Linked DNA regions of Homo sapiens: region 2 is linked to region 1. The links are chromatin loops, found by intact Hi-C in ENCODE. Cell type or tissue: PC-3. All regions are shown on one strand.

The links. A loop is a pair of places that touch in the nucleus more often than their neighbours do. Peaks named below come from ENCODE experiments on the same cell type or tissue, not always from the same donor. Only the 100,000 strongest peaks of a DNase experiment are listed, where the experiment ranks them.
Region 2: a loop joins it to region 1, with 3 times the contacts of the local background. A loop is called at or near these places in 2 of 110 quality-filtered maps.

Annotation. Positions count from the first base shown.
Region 1 is chr3:124,115,646-124,123,645 of GRCh38, reverse strand. All of the region lies in intron 1 of KALRN (kalirin RhoGEF kinase), which reads right to left. Among named protein-coding and RNA genes, the nearest start is that of MIR5002, 13 kb to the left of the region's middle. In PC-3, no CTCF peak of the experiment used is centred here; DNase peaks (open chromatin) are centred at 4,085, 4,475, 5,035 and 5,935; H3K4me3 peaks cover 1,143 bases; H3K27ac peaks cover 2,618 bases.
Region 2 is chr3:124,243,499-124,251,498 of GRCh38, reverse strand. The region is part of intron 3 of KALRN (kalirin RhoGEF kinase); the gene reads right to left. Among named protein-coding and RNA genes, the nearest start is that of MIR5002, 110 kb to the right of the region's middle. RefSeq lists an enhancer at 2,463-3,662. In PC-3, a CTCF peak has its summit at 4,310 (motif pointing right); DNase peaks (open chromatin) are centred at 2,888 and 4,308; H3K27ac peaks cover 953 bases; H3K27me3 peaks cover 1 bases.

The sequences.
Region 1 (8,000 bases):
CATTGAAAATCTGTTGTTTGGTGTAGACTTCTACATCAATTATCCTCTAGATAACTTGCTTCAGTTTTTACATCAGCACTTGCTGCTTCATCTTGCATTTTTATGTTGTAAAGACTGCTTCTTTCCCTCAGTCTCATGAACCAACCTCTGCTAGCTTCAAACTTTTCTTCTGCAGCTTCCTCCCCTCTCTCACCTTTCATAGAATTGAAGAGAATTAGTGCTTTGCTGTGGATTAGGCTTTGGTTTAAAGGAATGTTGTTGCTGACTTGATCTTCTATCCAGATCGCTAGAACTTTATATCAGCAATAAAGTTGTTTCCCCTTCTTATCATGTGTGTGTTCACTGAAATAGCACCTTTAATTTCCGTCAAGAATTTTTCCTTTGCATTCACAACTTGGCTAACAGTCTAACACAAGGCTTTCTGCCTATCTTGCCTTTTTTTTTTTGAGATGGAGTCTTGCTTTGTTGTCCAGGCTGGAGTGCAGTGGCGCAATCTCGGCTCACTGCAACCTCCGCCTCCCATGTTCAAGCGATTCTCCTGCCTCAGCCCTTGAGTACCTGGGATTACAGGCACGTGCCACCACGCCTGGCTAATTTTTGTGCTTTTTGTAGAGACTGGGTTTCATCATGTTGGTCAGGCTGGTCTCAAACTCCTGATCTTGTGATCCACTCACCTCGGCCTCCCAAAGTGCTGGGATTACAGGCATGAGCCACTGTGCCCGGCTGCTATCTTAGCCTTTAACATGCCTTCCTCACTAAGCTTCATCATTTCTAGCTTTTGATTTACCATGAGGGATGTATGACTCTTCCTTTCACTTGAACACTTAGAGGCCACTGTAGGATTATCAATTGGCCTAATTTCAATATTATTGCGTCTCAGGGAATAAAGAGGCCTGAGAAGAGAGGGAGAGATGAGAAAACAGCTGGTAGGTGGAGCAGTTAGAACACACACAATTATTAAGTTTGCAGTTTTATATGGGCATGGTTTGTGGTGCCCCCAATCATAATAGTAACATCAAAGATCCCTGATCACAGATAACCATAATAGATATAATAATAATGAAACAGTTTGAAATATTGTGAAAATTACCAAAATGTGACATAGAGACACGAAGTGAGCACATGCTATTGGATAAACAGTGTTGATAGACTTGCTCAATGCAGGGTTGCTACAAAACTTCAATTTGCAAAACATGCAATATCTGTGAAGTGCAATAAAGTAAAGTGCAATAAAGTGAGGAATGCCTATACACTCAGAAGTCAAGCTTTCATGCATATCATTATAAAAATGCCCACCAAGAAGGCTCCTGCAGTCTGGCTTTGTGCACCCCTACATATAAGACAGGAGAGCAGATCAGGACCTCAGAGTGTGCTGAAGGACACAATCACAGCAGCAGAGTGGAATTGAGCCTCCACCAGCACTGCAGACTGCACTGGTATATCCAGCTCCACTGCCCAGAAAGCAACTATCTTCCATGACAGCCAGGAATTTTTTCTCTTTCTCTTTAGCACCACCACCTGCAGAATTTCCATCACAACCACCGCAGCCAAACTCTCTGGCACCACTCATCTCACCATTTGGCAAGTGCAAAGCCCAAAATTCTCTCACTGGGACTTGTTTCTAGAGTCATAACTAAAATCTCTGATTGCCCAACAGAGAGCACCTGGGAGACCAAAAGGAGAAGAATGCTATGTGACATCTGAAGCCACTAATTGCCCATCTTCCCTGAAGCAATGTGCTGACAGTATCCTGTCCTTTTTTCTGAGTGTCTGCTAACAGGTCTGCCTGTGATTAGGAGGAGCACTTATACTGCTACTAAGTCACTCTGCACCTTCAACAGCTGACACCTATAAGCAGCTCCTTTGTTTTACAGTAAAGCAAATTCAATAATTAATGGCCTTATGGAGAATTCCAATCCACAGCCTCTTTGAACAGGGCTGCAAAAGCATCCCCAAACTGTAAAATTGTTTCTTCAAGTAGAAATAAATCACCACTTCTTGCATTTTATCATACAACCAGGTGCCATGGGCCCCAGAGTCAACCCTTCCCTAATGGTCTGATAAAGGAGATAAGAAATAGCTGAGTGCTCATGGGTGACTTGTGCAATATTTTACAAATATGAGAGAGAAATAAATAACACAGTACTGTAGACATGGCAATGATATCCTCTGAAAAACTTAAAATGCCCTCTCCACTGCCACCCAATTTCTGTCATGTTTTAAATATCTAACTCAAGCTTGACTTCTTCCATGAGGTAGCTTTTCTCTGATTACTCCAGCCTAGAAAAATTTATTCATTCAATATTTCTTTATTGAGCACCTACTGTATACCAGACATTGTGCTAGATTCTGGAGATAGAAAATATAAACAATCAAAACCTCTATCTGGTGGCTACATTCTCTAGTCTACTAATAGAAGTACTGTTTATACTCCTGCATCTTTCACAGATAGCATCTCCTGGAACTCACATTACTCTTCATTTTACAAAATAATTATTAACATGTCTTTTTAAGTAGCCATTTCTGATTTCTTTTTTTTTTTTTTTTTTTTTGAGATGGAGTCTCACTCTGTTGCCCAGGCTGGACTGCAGTGGCATGATCTTGGCTCACTGCAACATCTGCCTCTCGGGTTCAAGCAATTCTCATGCCTCAGCTTCCCAAGCAGCTGGGATTACAGGGTGCACCACCACGCCCAGCTAATTTTTGTATTTTTTTTAGTACAGATGGGGTTTCACCATGTTGGCCAGGCTGGTCTCAAACTCCTGACCTCAAGTGATCCACCTGCCTTGGCCTCCCAAAGTGCTGGGATTACAGGAGCATTTCTGAATTCTTTTATATTCTGCTAAGAGAAGGTGCTGCATAAATACACATTGAATGAATAGTTAGCTAATTATGTGAAAATATATATATATATATATATATATATATATATATTTTTAGTATTCCTATCTGGATTGTAAGTTTCTTGAAAAGTAGGGATTCTTCTGTTCACATTTCTGTATCTTCTAGACCATCAGCACAGTTCTAGGCACATGGCTCATTCTCAGTACATACTTAGTTAAATTCAGTAATTCTGCTAGAAATGGGAGTTCCTATTCTACATTTATACCATTAATCGCACTCTAGATTTAGAAAATGGGAAGTCTAAGGCAAAGGAAAACAAGATGGTCAGTTCTAAGTGACAGTCCCCTCAACATGCTCGCTAAGCTTTCTCTCTGACCAAAGCACTGTGTTTTTGAGAGAGGAATAAAGTCATATTTCATCTGTGGGGATTTACCTAAACCACCTGTGGATTGCAAGAAGAAAACCAGAATGGAATTAGAGCAGCAAGGCTGACTTTGGACAGCAAGACCACCCATAGAAACATCCATCATGTGACCCACACTGGATCTGCCTGCCAAAGGACCATGAACTCAGGAGTCAGAGCCACCTGCCCTGTCGGGGGAACGGCTACAGCCCAAACCAGTCCAGGAAGGCCTGGGTATCCTCATCACCCCATGTACCCACACTGCTGTCTTTTGTTTCAGCCTCTTGAAATCCATCTCCTAGAATAGCCAGTTTTGCTCTGATAAGCCACAACTAAGAAAGTCAGTGAACTGGGGCTGACCTCTGTGGGGAGATGGGTCAATATCCTCTACTACCTTAGGTGAGATTAGATGGATTGATGTTGTTCTCCCAATCCCCAAGGTGTGAGCACACCATTAGCATTGGTAAAGCATACCCAAGCAGCAGCCCAGGAATGGCATCAGGACATCCGTGTATCACCCCCAAAGGCATTAACCTGAATCAGAGCATTCTAAGTTCTAGACACACTTGAAAGCTGTCTCAGGGTTTGCCATCTGAAAATTCAGAGAACTTACCCTGAAGCCATCCTCCCTACTCCTCAAATTAGAAAGTGCCCCAGGACCTTCAAAATCAACCTTAAATAACAAAAAATTAGACAACATTTTCTATTCCAGACACAATGCTAGACCATGCTTCAGTCCTACCCGATCTGAATGATCTGATCCCTGCTCATGTTGGGACAGCCTGGAAGTAGTCCTGCCTCCTCCCCCATCCTTGCGATCTGAGACAGATCCTGAGGAAGCTGCTCTTGGAAGCCAGCAATGGCATTTAGTCATGCAAAGCAATGAGCTGACTTCATTTTCCTCAATAAATATTTCATTGAGATTCAGAGAAATAACAGAAATCTTACTCATGAGATTTATGTTTGTCTTAATGATTCACAGCATAATTTGTTGCAAATTAAATATTTATTTTAATATCTTCTTGGGTCTGAAAACTTCTGTCCATTTATCAGTGAGTCTTTGTACCATCAGTCCCCTCACAGATGTGAAGACATTGGGAACAGTCTAATTCTTCTCTGAAGTGGGAGTTTTTCCTTTCCAGCTCCCTCTTAATGAGGAGCCTGCACCACATCTGTGCAACAGTTGCACTGTCTCTGACACATCCCCCAGGGCCCTGTCAGTCAGCTTCCACTCCCTGTTGCCTCTCGCCTTGCAGGTCTCAAATCTACACACATTCGTAAAAGGCTTACCTGCTCAGCTACCTCTCCCACCTCTCCCAGCCACAGAATCCCAGAGACACTCTCTGTAAAACAAGGTGGGGGTTGAGAGAAGGAAGAAAGCTGGGCTCTCATTACAGTATGATGAAAAGGAGACCGGAATTGGAACAAAGAGCTCTGAGTTCAATGTCACTACTCCATGGACATACAGTCTTATGACAGTCACTTATCTGGCCACGTCCTACTTGTAAAATGGGGATACATATACTGCTGAAAGACTCAAGTGAGATAGATGGTGGACATGCTTTATAAACTGTAAAGAATGACAACTACCTGCCAGAGTTGTGACAATTAAATGAGAAGACGGATTTCCAGTGTTTGGAACAAATCTGGTATATAATAAATGTTCAAGTAAGACATCGTTATAAAAATATGAGAAATTAAATATGTTTACTTTTTTTAGAGTGCAATGACTATTTAGGCCTCACTGCCTGGCATTTACATGTGGCCTAAGGGAACATGTCCCATGACTCACATAGAGAGATGCACAGAAGTCTTAGGAATCTCCAGAGCCCACGTGAGGGACAGAGGGCTTCTGTGGATGCATGGAAGTGTCTCCTGCAACTCCACGGAATGCTTCTGGGGGCTGGAAAGTTGTACTTTTTAAATGTTCACATGTATATCTTTGCAGTCTCCTGCAGAAACCCTCTCTCCCACAGAGATGGCATAATCCTAACTAAGTTGCTAAAACTTCCCTAGATCCTAAGAAAAGCATTCCCTGTTTACTTCACAGGGAGTATAGTCTAAGCCACACACCCCCATCGGCCCCAAGAACAGCCCCCTCCAAGTGGCAGCCAGAGCCATCTGCCATCTGTAGTCCCTCTGTCCTGTCCCCCAGCTGCGAGTCCCACCACGTAGTCTCCCTGAAATATGGCCCAGGCACAGATGGAAGTGTCTCCTTCATCTCCACGGAATGTTTCTGGGGGCTGGAAAGTCTGACAGTCACCCTGAGGGAAGGCACTCTCCTCTGCCTACCTCCATGCCAGCCCTCAGGGAGGTTTCCTGGATGATCCCTAAGAGGAGGCAAGATGGATCTGGGAGGAGGGAATGAGTAGATTCCCAAGACAGCTTAAAACCCAAAGAGATTTTACGTTCAACATTAATTAAATGTCATTTCTAAAATTTTTAAATCCCTGGCACTGTGAGAAAGATTTACAATGCTAAAGCAAAAAGGGCTTCTGAAAAGTAATTATAAAGGCTTATAAGTTAATAATGGCTTTGTACCTTGTACTACTACAGCTAATTCCATTATCTTAGAAACTAAAAACTAATGTTCAGTAACTTGGTGAATGCCTCAATCTGAAGCTTCTGAAAGAACGGTGCCAACAGCCTTCTTGGCCACCACATCATGTTAAGTAATTCTCTCCTCCAGGAAGCCATCCCAGAATATCTCTCACCAAGTCTGAGTCATCCATTCACTCTAAACACCACCCACCCCACTCCCCCGACACACACACTGCCTTAATGTTCCTCTACTTCTTCCGGAAGAATCTTAAATTAACACAAGAGTGCATTATTTTAGCACCTATAAAAGGATCAGCTGAGTGATATTAGCCAAAAGGAATGAATGAACTGTTTAAGGTGTCAAAGCACTACAAGGGTCAGAGAGGTTCTGAGCAGGAGGCACTTTTGTAGCATCCTTCAAATCACACCAATTCTGTCTTCTCCAGAGATGACCCTTAATAAATGTTTAGTTATTTAAATATAAAATAATTTGCTGATTCTCCCCACCCCCAGAATGTTCAAGGGAAAAAAAAAAAACACTGTTTTTCTTTTCCATAAAAGAAATTCCTAGTATAGACCCCTAGCTCAGGGCAGCAGGTCAACAAAATACACTTGACCACACACCAGCCAGTCCCCCCTTCTCTCCCTCTGAGCTGATGCAGATCAGAAGGAAGCCTGCAAGGTCTGAAATCTGACCTTCCATCTGCCACTTGATCTTCCATCTGCCACTTCCCCAATTCAAAAGGGGCTAGGGGCTGGAGGATACAGCAAGAAAGATCTCCAGGGATCCACTTGGTGGTGAGCAGATGTTAATTTGGACTCCAAATAGGATAGAGTAACTCTGCTTCAAAGCAAGAGGCCTAAGGTCACAGTCAAAGACACTTTGGTGGACAAAGGAGATTCCAAGATGTTACTGAACAGTCCAACATCTGACTCTGCCTCCAGGAATCTACAGTATAGGTACAGTAGTCTCTCCTTATGCGTGGTTTTATTTTCCACAGTTTCAGTTACCTGTGATGCAATATAATAAGATATTTTGAGAAAGAGTGATACCACAGTCACATAACTTCCATTATATTGTTATAATTGTCCTATTTATTATTAGTTATTGCTGTTAATCTCTTACTGTTCCTAATTTATAAATTACAGTTTATTGTAGGTATGAACATACAGGGAAAAAACATAGTATATTTAGGATTCAGTACTATCTGTGGTTTCAGGCATCCACTGGGGATCTTGGAACGTATCCCCCTCAGATAAGGGGGAACTACTATATTCTCATCATCATTTCTGGACAGAAGAGAGGAAAGGATACAAGACTTAAGATAAGAAAAGCTAGATTAGAACCTAATTATGCATACCATTATCCAGGCTGAATGACTTTGTCAAGTCACTTAACTTATTTCAGCCTCAGTTTCCTGATCTGTAAGATAGGATCTATACTATTTTGAAGGTTGAGATAAGCACTTAGGACAGTTCCTGGCACATAGGAAGTACTTAATCAATATAAAAAAAATTACTTAGTGATAATACAACCATTATCAACAGGCCACATTCTCCAAGTTCTTTTTCCAGTACAAGGACTAGATTTTTACTATCTGTCTATGCTATTTTTGCTGGCCCTTGCATGACTAATAAAATGCTACTAAAAGACTACCAGCTGGAACAGAAGATGTAGTCTCTAGCCATGACCAAAGAGAAGATATCTGGCCACCAGAGGGAAGAGAGCTGGGCTGCAGCCTTGGCCTCATGAATATAACATCCAGGCCAACTAAGCCAGCAGTACCATACGGATATTCTAAAACATCACTGTCACTGTAAGATAAATATGCACCATACCCTTCATTTGAGTACAGAAGTTTTAAGTCACCAAATTTGATTCTTTGTGGACCATACACTGATAAATAGATCTTATCTTTAAAAATGCATCCCCATTTTTGTTGACAATCCTGTCTCCCACAGTGAGAAATGTTCCTGGAACCAGGGTCTGTTTCAGGAAACCAATTTAAATTCATGAAGCTTCTGGTATTTATGATAAAATGAAAGTAAATCTAGTTGAAGCAAAGACCTACATTCCCAAGACAACTGACCATTCATTTATTAGTTGCTGCCCCTAGCTAACACCCAAACCACAAGCTGCCGTTGCTCGACCTCCCTGCAGGAACCCTGGTCATTCAGAAGTACCAGGGTGAAGCTGAAAAAGAAGGGGGAA
Region 2 (8,000 bases), 130 kb before region 1:
ACTAGGGAGGCTGAGGTGGGAGGATAGCTTGAGCCCAGAAGGTGGAGGTGGCAGTAAGCCAAATTGCACTACTGCACTCCAGTCTGGGCAACAGAGCCAGACCCTGTCTCAAAAAAAAAGAAAAAAAGAAAAAAAAAAAAAAAGCAAAGACTTGCCATGCCACGCCGCAAACAGTCAAAAGAGCATCCCACAGCTGAAGGGAGCTCCCAAAGAGAGCTCCGGGAATGGCGGGGGTGACAGCAGGATCAGGCAAATGCACGCAGTCTTCCAAAGGATGTACACCTTGGAGGGACCAGCATGAGGCAGCTGCATAAACCCTGATGGGTTTGTCAATCAGTAAGGTCATTTTACAGCCTTACAGGCTCTGAAACACAACTCCTGTTCACCAAAGGAAGAGACCCACTTTCTGAATCAGAGTGGCTTGGGAGCACAGCATTTGTTTGGAAGGAGCTACTCTTAGCCAAGAGAAGACATGAAAACTGTGAAAGCACAAGAACCATTGCTCCTAGAGTCTGGTCTAGCTGGCTAGGGAGAGAAGGTGGCAAAGGGGTGGGTTCAGATGGGAGTGGGATGGAAACTGACATCCATTTCAGGACAGCAGCTTCCTGCCCTATTTCCCACCCTCCCTCACAGAGCTGTTCATCCCTTCCTTCTGGGCCATTCAGAACATGCAGCAGAAATGAAATGGAAACCAAAGCACTACAGGGAAAGAAAGAACTGGAAACCAAAACCCACATAGCCCTCCCATTTTCCGCAGCCCTCCTCAGACAACCCCCAAGGTACTCTCTTCTGGCCTTCTCTACCCTCTCCTTCTTTCCCGCTCCCCACTCCCCTTAGTCAGGCTATATGAAAAACAATTCATCTTTTAACTTTAAAAAATATCATTATGATCATAGCACATATATCTGTGACAAAGACTGTGACCTGTCTAAGCACAGTGCCTCAGCCACCCCACTGTAAGACACAAGGAGCCTTTCTAAAACGTGGAGTAAGAGAAGAGAGCTGAGGGGACTCAAGAGAAATGGCAACAGTGCAGCCATGGGCTGCCTCCCACTCAGGTGCTGCACCCGACCTGTCCAGGAGACAGAGCAGCAACTCTCCCAGGCTTGGCCTACTACCATGCCATCACCACTCCTCATTCTCTTGTCACACCCCCACCTCTCCCTGCCCTCTCACAGGAACCCCCACACACTCTCCAGCTGGGCTCTGGTTTCCTGGCAGGCCAGGTGGAATCCTCATTAATAAACCACATGTTTCCTCCAGGAAACAGTCCTTGCTGTGGCTTGCACACACCTCCTCTCCTTCCCTCCTCCTCTTTCTCCTTAAGTAGCAGTCACATTCTTGAAAGCCCAGTGCTCTTTGCCTGCAGCACGCAGACACATGCACAACCATCCCCACCAACACACAATGCAACACGCCACACAAAGCCACCCCCCCCAGGCCATGCCCACTGGGTTTTACCAACCAGTGCAGGAGCTCTATTTCCTGCAGGGCAGGCGGCTGTTACCCTCTAGCTAGCCTGCCTTCCCTCTGACACACAGCCAGGGTTGCCCTGGCAGAGGGGACTGATGAGATCCCCATGGTTTACATGGAGGAAAAACCTTGTGATGGCTCAGACACTAGTGGGAACCTGGGAATTACAAGGGAGGTCAAAGAGCTGGAGTCGGGGAGCCCTGTGGGAGGTGAAGGCTTGCATGTTTGGATCTTGAAATGGAACAGGGAGGACCAAGGGCTCCAGGTCTTTGCTCCAAATCAGAATAAACTAGGCTGCCCCCATGCATAACTAGCTCAGAAGCTCAGGAAGCTCACATATAGGGTGGAAGAATCCCTCCACATATGACTTCATAGAGGCCCTTATCCTGTGCATGCTGCTCTAGGCACCCTGCTGTCCCACAGGCAGGGTCTATGTTAGGGGGCAGTGTATGTATGATTGCAGCAAGCTCAGGACTGGTACCCTAGCCAGCTGGAGGACCCTGAGCCCATGACTGGACCCCTTTAGACAGCATTCTACTCTTTTTAAAAGAAAGAGTTGGCCTGGCAGACCTCTACAGCTTCTTCCTGCCTTTAAGCTCCAGAATTCCAATTCATCTATTTCCTTTACAATCCAGGTCAGATTTTTACCACCAGTAAATTATGTCTGATTACGTCCATTTAACTGACATGCTTGTGTGGCTGCTGCCTTGGAAGCTTTCAGTTTTTGTCTTCTCCTGTGGATTCTGAAACCTTAACCAGACCACAAACCTCCTGAAGGCAAGAACTGGGTCCCTCCCCCATTCCCCACCCCATTAATCTGCAAATTCAGCCAAGAGATCATTTGACCATTCCCTCTGAGTTTGTGTGTATGTAAGAACTAAACAAGTGTCCTGTGTATCCACAGAATTAAATCTGAACCAATGTGCAATCTTCCCAATGCAGCACTCCTTCATAGTCAGAGCTGCAAGAGGGTGAGGAATGGTCTTGCTTTCCTCCAAGTTCAAAACAGGGAGTTTCTCTTCAGCCAATGAGGGTGAAGCCTGAATTTCCTGCAAAGGAAAACAGCTTATGGTCTGGAGATCCAGGACATTCTCTTCCTGTGTAGGGAACCAGGGTGGAGTGCATCACAGGACAAGGTTCAGACCTTGTCTCAGGCACCAGGCCAAAACCTGGCACATGCATTACTAGCGATGGAAACAGATAAAATTCCAGCTCCGGACAGAACAGTCTGGGAGATGCAAGGGAGAAAAATGTACTGATTTTAGAGTTTTTTAGTAGCTCTCAAAACCAAGGCTGGTCCTCACTTGACCTAGAACAAATGGGAAATGCAGAGAGGAAGGAGGCTCTGAGAGAAAAGGAAAGAGGGGCCAGGGCCATCAGGACACATGCTTGAATTACGTCAGTAAATTATCCGAAAAACATTCATCCTTGCTGAGTCACCATGGCTGACAAAGTGCTCCCATCTAAGTTCCAGGAGAAATGGGGCTGGCTGTCATACTTGCTTAATTTAGAAACAAGAATATAGCTCCTTGGTGAGACTGAGTCCACTGCTAGTTCCCTCGCAGGTACATCCATGCTCCGTCCCCTGGCAGAAGGCTCTGCCCCACTCTGCCACAGTGCCAGTCCACCCACCTCTGGCCTGGGTAACCCCCTGTGGTCACAGCCCCGGACAGAGGAAAGAGAACCTCCTGAAGGAAACCTCAGTCTGGCCTCAGGTACTTCATGTCTGAAATAGAGATCCCGGCATTGGCCCTAAGGAGTATGGGGGGGGTGAAGCCCTCTCCTTTTTCCTTGGGGAGCCTCCAGTCTAATTGAATTCAGCCAGTTTGCAAGGTGGTGCTCCACACCCTCAGGGGCAAGAAACAAAACCAACCATTCCAACCTGCAAGAGGTTCACCACCTATCAGAGAGAAAGTTGTGTGGTTTCTCTCAGGACACTCAGATCTCATAGAAGGGATGGGACTCACCCCCATTATATGAGTTTTCCAGATTCAAAAATCTTTAAATGCTGTTCAAATCACTTGTTTTGTTTAGGTAATGCTGGACTTTTGAGAACAAAATTCTGAATAAATCTTTTTTTCTAAAGCAATCTAAGAAAACATGAGATGGGGTGGAGAAGGCGAGGGGGAGACTTTTTTTTTTCAATACAAGTGACAGAGGCAAACTGGTACAGAAATCTTCTGCAACTGATGAGTGCCTACACCCAAGCTAAATTCTCTGCAACAGAAACCCTAGATAGTTTTGTTTTTCTTGTACTCATCTTCCATGTTGAGAGAAAGAAAATATTGTCTGGAAAGGAAGGTCTGAAAAGACAAATTATCTTCAATGTTTTATCTTCAATGTTTGTGGCTGATGAAAAAGGTCAGGGGGACAGTGGGAGCTCCAAGAGATAAGTTCGCTTGGGGCACTGCAACTTCAGATCTACCAAAGATGAAGGCAAAACCAACAGGAATGTTTTTTGTTAGTGTTTTAGTTTTTTTAAATTTGATTTTATTTTAAAAAGAATTATTATAGAAACACCACACTATTTATATCCCCAAAATAGCATTATTATAAAATTCCCAGTTTCAACATAGCAGGTGAAACATTTTCACAAACATTATTTTATCTATCATTTACTACAGTTCTTTGAGAAAGATTGTATCAAACTCACTTGTAGTTGAAGAAGAGTAATCCTTGCTTATTGGTTGCTTAAATTTCAGTGTTTCAATAAAATTTTAAACAGTAAAGCTTGGAAAATCCCAGATTTAATGAGGAGAGAACCAGAATAGAACCATTGGAGCCTCTGACAAAACCCATCTATGTCTTCTTGGGCAACTGAGCTCAGGTACTCTACCACTTGGTGGCAGCACACCTAAACTGCCAGAAGAGTGTACAATAAAGGCAGTCTCTACAAAACTGAAGTGTCGTAACATAGAGTGTCCGTATCAAATATATGCCTGAAAACATACTCAACCCCAAACATCAGTGAAGGGCACATAATCAGACTTAACCAATGATAAGTAAAGAGAGAAATAGAAAACACAGTGAAAATGATATGTAATGGGGGAAAGAGAAACAGCCCCAAATCTGGATCCCCATAACTGAAAAACACATCCTTTTCCCCAGATGCTAGGCTGTCTCTCCAGCATCTATATTCAGGGAACTCTCTTATTTTCAATATTCCAGCCAAATGAATCCCAGCTAAATTTAACTCATCCTGATTACCTACCACAAACTCCAGAAACACCTGAATGCATTGGATCTTATTTCACCTGACATTGAAGTTGACCTAATCAAGGTGACACCAGACACTTCAGCTTCCTAATCAGCCTGCTCTTGGTGAGCCATAGACAACAGTAGCCTAAAAGAGAAATTAAATGACCACATCTAGGCTTTCCAGGCTCATTCAACATTGCTGCCCAGAAAGGCCTTTCTCCATAAAAGGCAGATAAGGACACCAGTTCTGATAAACACAAAAGAGGTTAACCACTTTAAGCCATGCCAGAACTGACTACACAACCAGCCAAGGAGCTGAAACACATCCAGAGGCAAAACTAAAGAATCACCAAGGGCAAAAAAAAACAAGCAAGCCCTTTTTAGATTTCATATCAGATCCTAACTTTAATGTGCGCTCCCTGTTAAGGGGCCATATTAGTTTAGGAAAGTAAAAGGAATCCTTGCCTGGGAGGCCCTGCAGAGCAGGCCCTGTGACCAATCCCTTTAGTCTTTCCAAAGTCAGGATAAGGTTTAGGTACACAATATATGGCCCTAAGTTAGGGTCATTGATGATGGTGATAAGAATGTTTGCACAATGGTGCCTGGGCAATGGTGAGCAAATAAATTTAGGGAAATGCAAAGAATAGGAAATCTCATTGGAAAACAGTACGGAGGTTTCTCAAAAAGTAAAAATAAAACTACCATATGATCCAGCGATCCCATGTCTAGGTATATGGCCAAAAGAAAGGAAATCATAATGGAGTACTAGTCAGCCAATAAAAAGAATGAGATCTTGTCATTTGCATGACCATGGATGGAACTGAAGGACATTATGTTAAGTGAAATAAGCCAGGCACAGAAAGACAAACATTGCAAGTCATACTGGGAGTATAAATTGATAAATTTGGAAATAAATTTGGTGAGTTGTCCCACCAGCTTTAAAAAAAGGTTCATAAAATAAGTAATCTGATTAAAACATGGGCAAAAGATCCGAATAGACATTTCTCAAAAGAAGATATACAAAATGGCCAACAGGTACATGAAAAACATACTCAACATCACTAATCATCAGTGAAATGCAACTCAAAACCATATAAGATATCATCTCACCTCATTTAGAATGGCTACTAAAAAAAAACAAAAAACAACAACAATGACAAAAAAAAACAGAAAATAACAGATGCTGAGGTGGATGCAGAAAAAGGGAAACACTCATACACTGTTGGTGGGAATGTAAGTTAGTACAGCAACTACAGAAAACAGTACAGAGGTTTCTCAAAAAAATAAATATAAAATTACCGTATGATCCAGCAATCCCACTGCTGGGTATGTAGCCAAAAGAAAGGAAATCTGTGTATCAAAAAGATACCTGCACTCCCATGTTTACTGCAGCACTATTCACAATAGCCAAGACATGGAATCAACCTTACTGTCCATCAACAGATGAATGGATAAAGAAAATGTGATATAAATACACAACGGAGTACTCTTCAGCCATAAAAAGAATGAAATCTTATCATTTGCAGCAACATGGATGGAACTGAAGGACATTATGTTCAGTGAAATAAGCCAGGTACAGAAAGGCAAATATTGTGTGTTCTCACTCATATGTGGGAGCTAGAAAAAAACAACTCACACAGGTAGTAAATACAATGATGATTACCAGACGCTGGGAAGAGAAGGGAGAAGGAACAAAGAGGGTGATTAATAGGTACAAAATACAGTTACATAGAAGGAATAAGATCTAGTGTTTGATAGCACAGTAGAGTGACTCTAGTTAACAATAATTTATAATATATTTCAAAATAGCTATAAGAGAAGATTTGGAATGTTTCCAACAAAAAAAATGATAAATTTCTGAGATGATGGAAATCTCAATGCCTCTGATTTGACCACTGCACATTGTATACATCTATCAAAATATCATATGCACCCTATAAATATGTACATTATGTATCAATTTTTAAAAAGCAAAAAAAAATTATATATGTAACAACTAAAAAAAGCCCATGATTGCTACAGATTTATCTCGAAGAAACCACTTAAGATACAGACAAAGGTTTACATAAAAAGATTTTTACTGAGGGTTACTTACAACACTGAACTTCTGGAAACGACTTAGATGCCCAGTGATATGGTTAATTAAATATGATGCATCCCAAGACACACTATTACACATGAAAAGTTTTTAATGTTATGAAAATATTCCTATAGTATAATGCTAACTGGAATAAAGCAAGCAGCAAAACTGAAGAAACAATACAGTCCATTTCTGTTTTTAAAAAGCTCTAGGCCAGGCGCGGTCGCTCACGCCTGTAATCCTAGCACTTTGGGAGGCTGAGGTGTGTGGATCACTTGAGGTCAGGAGTTCCAGACCAGCCTGCCCAACATAGTGAAACCCCATCTCTACTAAAAATACAAAAATTAGCTGGACGTGTGGTGGGCACTTGTCATCCCAGCTACTTGTGAGGCTGAGGCAAGAGGATCGCTTGAACCAAGGAGGCGGAGGTTGCAGTGAGCCAAGATCACGCCATTGCACTCCAGCCTGGGTGACAAGAGTGAAACTCCGTCTCAAAAAAACAAACCTCTAAAAAAAGATAGGAAGGAAATATGTTAATATATTGTTATTATCTCTAGGTGGTGCAGTTACAAGAGCTTTAAAAAACTCTTAAAATATTTTTTCTGCACTTACTTTCTCCAGTAAAAGAAATATCTTTCTAATTTAAAAATATAGGCCAAAACTTTGTCACACTGTTAGGCACATATATTCATTCATTACGTATTAGAAGTGAAGTGTTACTGACCTATGGCTGTAACTGCTATCACTACTAGCTCTAATCCTAAACTTAAGCATAACCCTAACCCTAACTTTGAAAAAGCAGTGCTAGGGACAATAAAGGACAAGTGACAAAAGAAGGTCCCTACTTTCAAGCAAGGGAAGGGAAAGAAACTGCCAGTTGTTGTCAGCCCCTTCTGTGAGCTAAATAATGGGCTAGGCATTTTACATGTGTTATCTCACAGAATCCTCACTACCATTGTGTTTGGTAATATCTTTATGCCTATTTTATAGGTAAGAAAATTTTTAGCAAGCATGCGCATTTCACCTCCCAGAGGGGAGGATTCTGGGGTTCATTCTTCCTGGACTGGAATACCCTACATAATTTCCAGGTGTCAGCATTTTTCCCTGCAGCCCATTCTTTCTCTGCTATTGTTCCACTCCCACCAAGTCAATGCTGATGCCCAAAGCCCCTTCTGAGAGTATACATGGAATATGCATGTGAAGGAGACTCACTACCCTCACTTATTAGGAATTCTTTTGTCCAGTGCTG